Linked DNA regions of Homo sapiens: region 1 is linked to region 2. A link is an interaction called in ENCODE POLR2A ChIA-PET data of the cell type or tissue named here. Cell type or tissue: CD4-positive, alpha-beta T cell. All regions are shown on one strand. Links, peaks and the distances in the headings refer to the core of each region. The heading gives the core; the rest is flanking DNA. Region 1 has its middle 17 kb from the start of MRPS5. Region 2 overlaps MAL-AS1 (MAL antisense RNA 1).

Region 1 (2,910 bases), core at 137-2,636, 120 kb after region 2:
AGTGATCAAGGCACATACACTTTAGGGGAACTGATAAATTAATAGTTTGGATATTTGTCCCCACCCAAATCTTATGTTGAAATGTAATCACTAATGTTGAGGTTGGGGCCTAGTGGGAGGTGACTGGATCATGGGTGTGGAGTTCTCATGAATGGAGTGCATTCTCATGAGATCTGGTCATTTAGGAGATACCTGCCCCCATCAACTCTTTCTCACTCCTGTTTTCACCATGTGATGTGGCTACTCACCCTTCACCTTCCACCATGATTGTAGCTTCCTGAGCCCATACCCAGAAGCTGAGCAGGTGTCAGCACTATGCTTCCTGTAAAGCCTGCAGAACTATGAACCAGTTGAACCTCTTTTCCTTACAAATTACTCAGTCTCAAGTATTTCTTTATAGCAATGCAAGAACGGCCTAATATAGAAAATTGGTATCCAGCAGTGGGACATTGCTATAAAGATAACTGAAAATGCAGAAGCAGCTTTGTAACTGGGTAACAGCGAGAGGGTGGAAGAGTTTGGAGGGCTCAGAGGCAGACAAGATGATGAGGGAAAGTTTGGAACTTCTTAAAGACTAGTTAAGTACTTGTGACCAAAATGCTTATAGTGATATGGACAGTGAAGTCCATGCTGCCAAGGTATCAGATAGAAATGAGAAACATATTGAGAACCAAAGCAAAGGTCACCCATTATGCCTTAGCAAAGAACTTGGCTGTATTATATCCATGCCCTAGGGATCTGTGGAAGTTTAAATTTCAGAGTGATGATTTAAGGTGTCTGCCAGAAGAAACTTCTAAGCAGCAAAGCATTCAAGATGTGGCCTGGTTGCTTCTAATAACCTACGCTCAGATGTGGAAGCAAATACATGACTTAAAGTTGGAATTTGTATTTCAAAGGGAAGTAGAGTGTAAAAGTTTGGGACATTTGCAGCCTGACCTTGTGGCAGAGAAAGAAAAAGCTTTACTGGGAGAGGAATTCAAGCAGGATGTGGAGCAACTACTTGCTAGAGATATTTGCATAACTAAAAAGGATCCAAGTGCTAATAGCCAAGACAATGGGAAAAAAGCCTCTAAGGCATTTCAGAGACCATTGTGGCAGCCCCTCCTGTCACAGGCCCTGAGGCCTAGGAGGACTGAATGGTTTTATGGGCCAGGCCCATGGCCATGCTGCCCTGCACAGCCTCAGGACAGTGCTGCCTATATCTGCTGCTTTAGCTCCAGCTGGGGTTCAAAGGGGCTCAGGTACAGCTCAAGCTGCCACTTTGGAGAATGCAAGCAGTAAGTTTTGGTAGCTTTCACGTGGTATTAAACCTGTTGGTGTGCAGAGTGCAAGAGTGAAGAATGCTTGTCAGCCTCCATCTAGATTTCAGAGTCTGTATGAGAAAGACTCAGTGCCCAGGCAGAAGCCTGCTGTGGGGGTGGAGCCCTCACAGAGAACCTCAACTAGGTCAGTGTCAAGGGGAAATGTGGGGTTGGAGCCCCCACACAGTGTCCCCAATGGGGCACTGCCTAGTGGAGCTGTGGGAAGGGGGCTATTGCCCTCCAGATTCCAGAATGGTAGAGCCACCAGCAGCTTGCAATCTCAGCATGGAAAAGCCACAGAGGTGGAGCTGCCCAAGGCCTGGGAGCCCACCCCTTGCAGCAGTGTGCCCTGGATGCAGGATATGGAGTCAAAGGAGGTTATTTTGGAGCTTTGAGATTTAATTACTGCCCTGCTGCATTTCAGAGTTGCATGGGGACTGTAGCCCCTTTCTTTTGGCCATTTTCTCCCATTTGGAATAGGAATATTTACCCAATGCCTATACACCCCTTGTATCTTGAAAGTAAATAACTTGATTTTTTTTATTTTTTAGGCTCATAAGTGAAAGCACTTGCCTTGTCTCAAATGAAACTTGAGACTTCAGACTTTTGAGTTAACTCTGGAATGAGTTAAGACTTTGGAAAACTATTGGGAAGGCATGAATGTATTTTGCAATTTGAGAAGGACATGAGATTTGGAGGGGGCCAAGGACAGAATGAAATGGCTTAGATATTTGTCCCCACTGAAATCTCATGTTGAAATGTAATACCAATGTTGAGGGTGGGGCCTGGTGGGAGGTGATTTGTTCATGGTGGTGGAGTTCTCATGAATGGAAAAAGTGCTTACAAGATCTGGTCATTTAAAAGTATGTTGGGGAGGCAGCCATAAAAAAGGATGAGTTCATGTCATTTGCAGGGACATGGATGAAGATGGAAACCATCATTCTCACAAACTATCACAAGGACAGAAAACCAAACACCACACGTTCTCACTCATAGGTGGGAATTGAACAGTGAGAACACTTGGACACAGGGAGGGGAAAATCACACACCGGGGCCTGTCAGTGGGTGAGGGGAGCTGAGGGTGGGGATAGCATTAGGAGAAATACCTAATGTAAATGACGAGTTGATGGGTGCAGCAAACCAACATGGCACATGGATACCTATGTAACAAACCTGTACACCGTGCACATGTACCACAGAACTTAAAGTATAATAATAATAAAACTCCAGAAAAAATTTTTTAACATTTTTTTAAAAAGTATGTTGGGGAGCCAGGCACCATGGCTCACGCCTGTAATCCCAGCACTTTGGGAGGCTGAGGTGGACAGATCACTTGAGGTCAGGAGTTTGAGACCAGCCTGGCCAACATGGTGAAACCCCATCTCTATTAAAAATGCAAAAATTAGCCAGGTGTGGTGGCATTTGCCTGTAATCCCAGGGAGGCTGAGGCAGGAGAATCACTTGAACCCAGGAGGCAGAGGTTGCAGTAAGCCGAGACTGCACCACTGCACTCCAACCCGGTTGACGGAGCAAGACTTCATCTTGAAAAAATATATATATATATATGTTGGGATGTTGGGGGAGCTAAACTATGAGGACACAAAGGCAT
Region 2 (2,910 bases), core at 312-2,811:
TCACCCAGACAATGCCAGCCTGTTTTGTGCTCAGAATATCATGAGGACTTTGTCGGACAGTGGCAGAGTGCCACATCTCCCTGGTTCTAGAAAACATGATCCTACAAGAGGGTGGGGAAAAGAGCACATGCGGATCATTGTCCCTGGAGGCAGTGGGCACACGGAGCCCATGGCCCATCAAAGGACAGTGCCCTGGTGAGCAGCCACCACTTCAGATTTTCCAGTTTGTGGATTTTGTGCAGTAGACACAGAGCCTGCCTGCTGGAATCAAGAGGCCTAGTCACCAGCCATGTGGCCTGCGCACATTACCTCCCATTCCTAGCCTGTATGTTGGGTGACACCCACCAGCAAGCCTCTGTGGGATTAAATGAAGCCATGCAGGCAAAGTGCCTGTGGCAGTGCTGGGACTCAGCAAGCCCTCAGTAACAGGTTCCCCTCCTGCGCTGACGCCATGGCAGCTGTGGCTGCCATTCCCCCATCCGCCAGCAGGTGCCCTCACTGCTTCATGCCTTCTATGGAACCCAGGGCTGTGGGTGACTGTGTCTGTGAGAAAAATAAAATCCCTAGGGGGAAGTGCGCGTTCAGGGTAGCTCTCTGAACTCATGTCGGCACCCGGCCTCGCCATCCATAAATGGGGATGATGACCCCCACTTCCTTGTGTTCCCAGAGGTGAAGGTCCCAAGCCCTGTCCACCAGGGCAGGTGCCTGGGGCCACACCTGAGATGACCATGAAGACTGGATTTGGGAGGCTGCCGATGTCTGCATGGAGCTGGCATTTGACTGGCAATTGCCCATCTTGAGCAGGGTTTTCATCGAGGGCTCGGAGCTTTAGAGGTGCAGCGTCACTCAGGTTCAAGGTGCTCAGCAACTCTGTGCCCTTGGGCAGCTACTTAACACTTCTGAGCCTCTGTTAGCTCATCAGTAAAATGGGAGTCATCTTACCTACCTCAAAAACCAATGCACCTACTGTTACGGATGGGCAACTCCTGCCCATTAATCTTTCCCTGAACACGTCCCTCTCCCCACAATCTCCTCCCTCCCCCTGAACACACACAAACTGGAGGTGGTAACCTCTTCCTTCCCCAGGCTGGCTCTGCAATGGCAACTTTCCAATTCCTACTTTGTGGAAACCCACCCAAGGCCACGTTATTAATATTTGACAGAAGCCCCAGACCCACCCTCTTATTCACACCCACTGGGAAGACCAAGGATACTCACTGAGTTATTATTGGCTGAAATTATTTTTTCATATCCTGCTGGAAACCAAAATATGGTCCTGGGCTTCTGATAAGTATCAACCACCTCATTCACCAGCAGGTGGCCCAGAGCACCTGCAGAAGCTGTGCTGGGGAATGAAGACAGGCCCATCTTTACTTACCAATGCCTCTCTCTTACCAATGTCTCTCTCTCTCACCAATGCCTCTGTTTTACAAATGCCTCCTCTCACCAACGCCTCTCTCTCTCTCTCTCACACACCAGTGCCTCTCTCTCACCAGTGCCTCTCTCTGTCTCACCAACGCCTCTCTCTCACCAATGCCTCTCTATTTACCAATGTCTCTCTATTACCAGTGCCTCACTCCTCACCAGTGCTTCTTACATCCAAACAGGGCACTTCCATGTCCTCCTCTGGTGGTCAAGCACAGACAAAGCTGGAGTCATCCACCATTGGCTAAGGTTTAATGAGCACTCACCAGAGGCTGGGCTCTGCTTGGGTGCTGAGCATATGCTAGGGTGGGGAAGGAGAGGGGCAGATGGGGGTGGCTGGAGGATGCCCTGCCGAGGGTAGAGTCTGGTCAGGAAGATGAACGTCGAGCGGAGAACTCCAGGTGGGAGGAGGGGGTCACAGAGATAGGGACAAACCCCCTTGACCCTGGCCGGGCTGCCTTCCTCATCCTCTGAAGCCTCTTTCAGAGATTGCTGCCCCTCTGCCTTATCAAAGGAGGGCTGGGACTGCTGAGCTCCACTGAGTTGCCCCTGGGAGCGAGCTTTCCCCAAAGGCTCAGGCCCAAGTAGGAATGAGTTAGCAACAAAGGCTTGAAATAAGTAGGAAATCACCAAACCAAACCACAAACAAAAGCCCTCCAGGCCAGGTAAGGACATTATTAGGAGTTGATAGGATCTTCTTGTTCTTAATTAGTATGTGCTGATAGGAAATCTCCAAGCAGCTTTCGCTGGACTGCCTGAGGGTCATCTCACCTCTCTTCAGGCTGCGGCTTCCTGTGGCCACCTTGCTTTAAGGCTTGTTCCCAGGACGGTCTCCTGGGGAGGAAGAAGATGTCCTCTCAGAGGCCAGCAGGTCCAACTAACGAGCTATGAGATGCCCAAGGTGGATGAGGACCTGGGCTCCTAAAGTCCCACAGCCCATTGTGTCCAGAGAGATGCTGCCCTGGGGACCCGACACAATGGCACCTTGGTTGCAGCCGTCCGGGCTGGCAGCTCACAGAGGCACAGTGGGGTTTTCTCATTTCAAATGCCTGGCCCCTTTCCAGAGGCACTTAGAATGGCCAGCTGATGGGCGTGCTACTTTTGCTTTGGAAAATGCGTCCACGAATATACTTCTCTCCCTAGGGACTGGGAAGGAGGAAGAATTGTGCAGCAGGGAGAGGTGAAGGCCCCACTGGAGAGAAGGGGAGCCCCTTGTCCTGCCTGCAGCAGCTGCCAATGGAAAGAAAGAAGAGTTGGGAGTCTAAGCTGGAGGTTGCGGGGCCAATTCCCTTTTGGCAGGCGAGAATCCGGACTCGGGCGGATTTCAGGCTTCAGTGTTTGTAGGAGGAAACACAGCAATCACACTATTAATAGTAAATTAAAATAAATGGGCAACTGCTGCATGGTAATACTTTTTTTTTTAAGGCAAAAAATAAAAAATAGTGAAACAGAGAAACAAAACATGAAACACCGGCAGTCAACAGG

Evidence for each region. Peaks named below come from ENCODE experiments on the same cell type or tissue, not always from the same donor. Only the 100,000 strongest peaks of a DNase experiment are listed, where the experiment ranks them.
Region 1: POLR2A ChIA-PET joins it to region 2 with 7 read pairs; 7 of 35 experiments call an interaction of 5 or more read pairs at or near these places.

Annotation. Positions count from the first base shown.
Region 1 is chr2:95,137,768-95,140,677 of GRCh38, forward strand. It overlaps a transcript of ZNF514 not described here. Among named protein-coding and RNA genes, the nearest start is that of MRPS5, 17 kb to the left of the region's middle. In CD4-positive, alpha-beta T cell, for the core only: no CTCF peak of the experiment used is centred there; no DNase peak of the experiment used is centred there.
Region 2 is chr2:95,021,999-95,024,908 of GRCh38, forward strand. It overlaps MAL-AS1 (MAL antisense RNA 1), which reads right to left. Exons shown (of 8, transcript XR_007087136.1): 3 at 2,197-2,259; 4 at 1,219-1,345. Among named protein-coding and RNA genes, the nearest start is that of MAL, 2.3 kb to the right of the region's middle. RefSeq lists an enhancer at 87-587. In CD4-positive, alpha-beta T cell, for the core only: CTCF peaks have their summits at 477, 682 and 1,324 (motif pointing right); DNase peaks (open chromatin) are centred at 483 and 1,353; H3K4me3 peaks cover 1,451 bases; H3K27ac peaks cover 735 bases.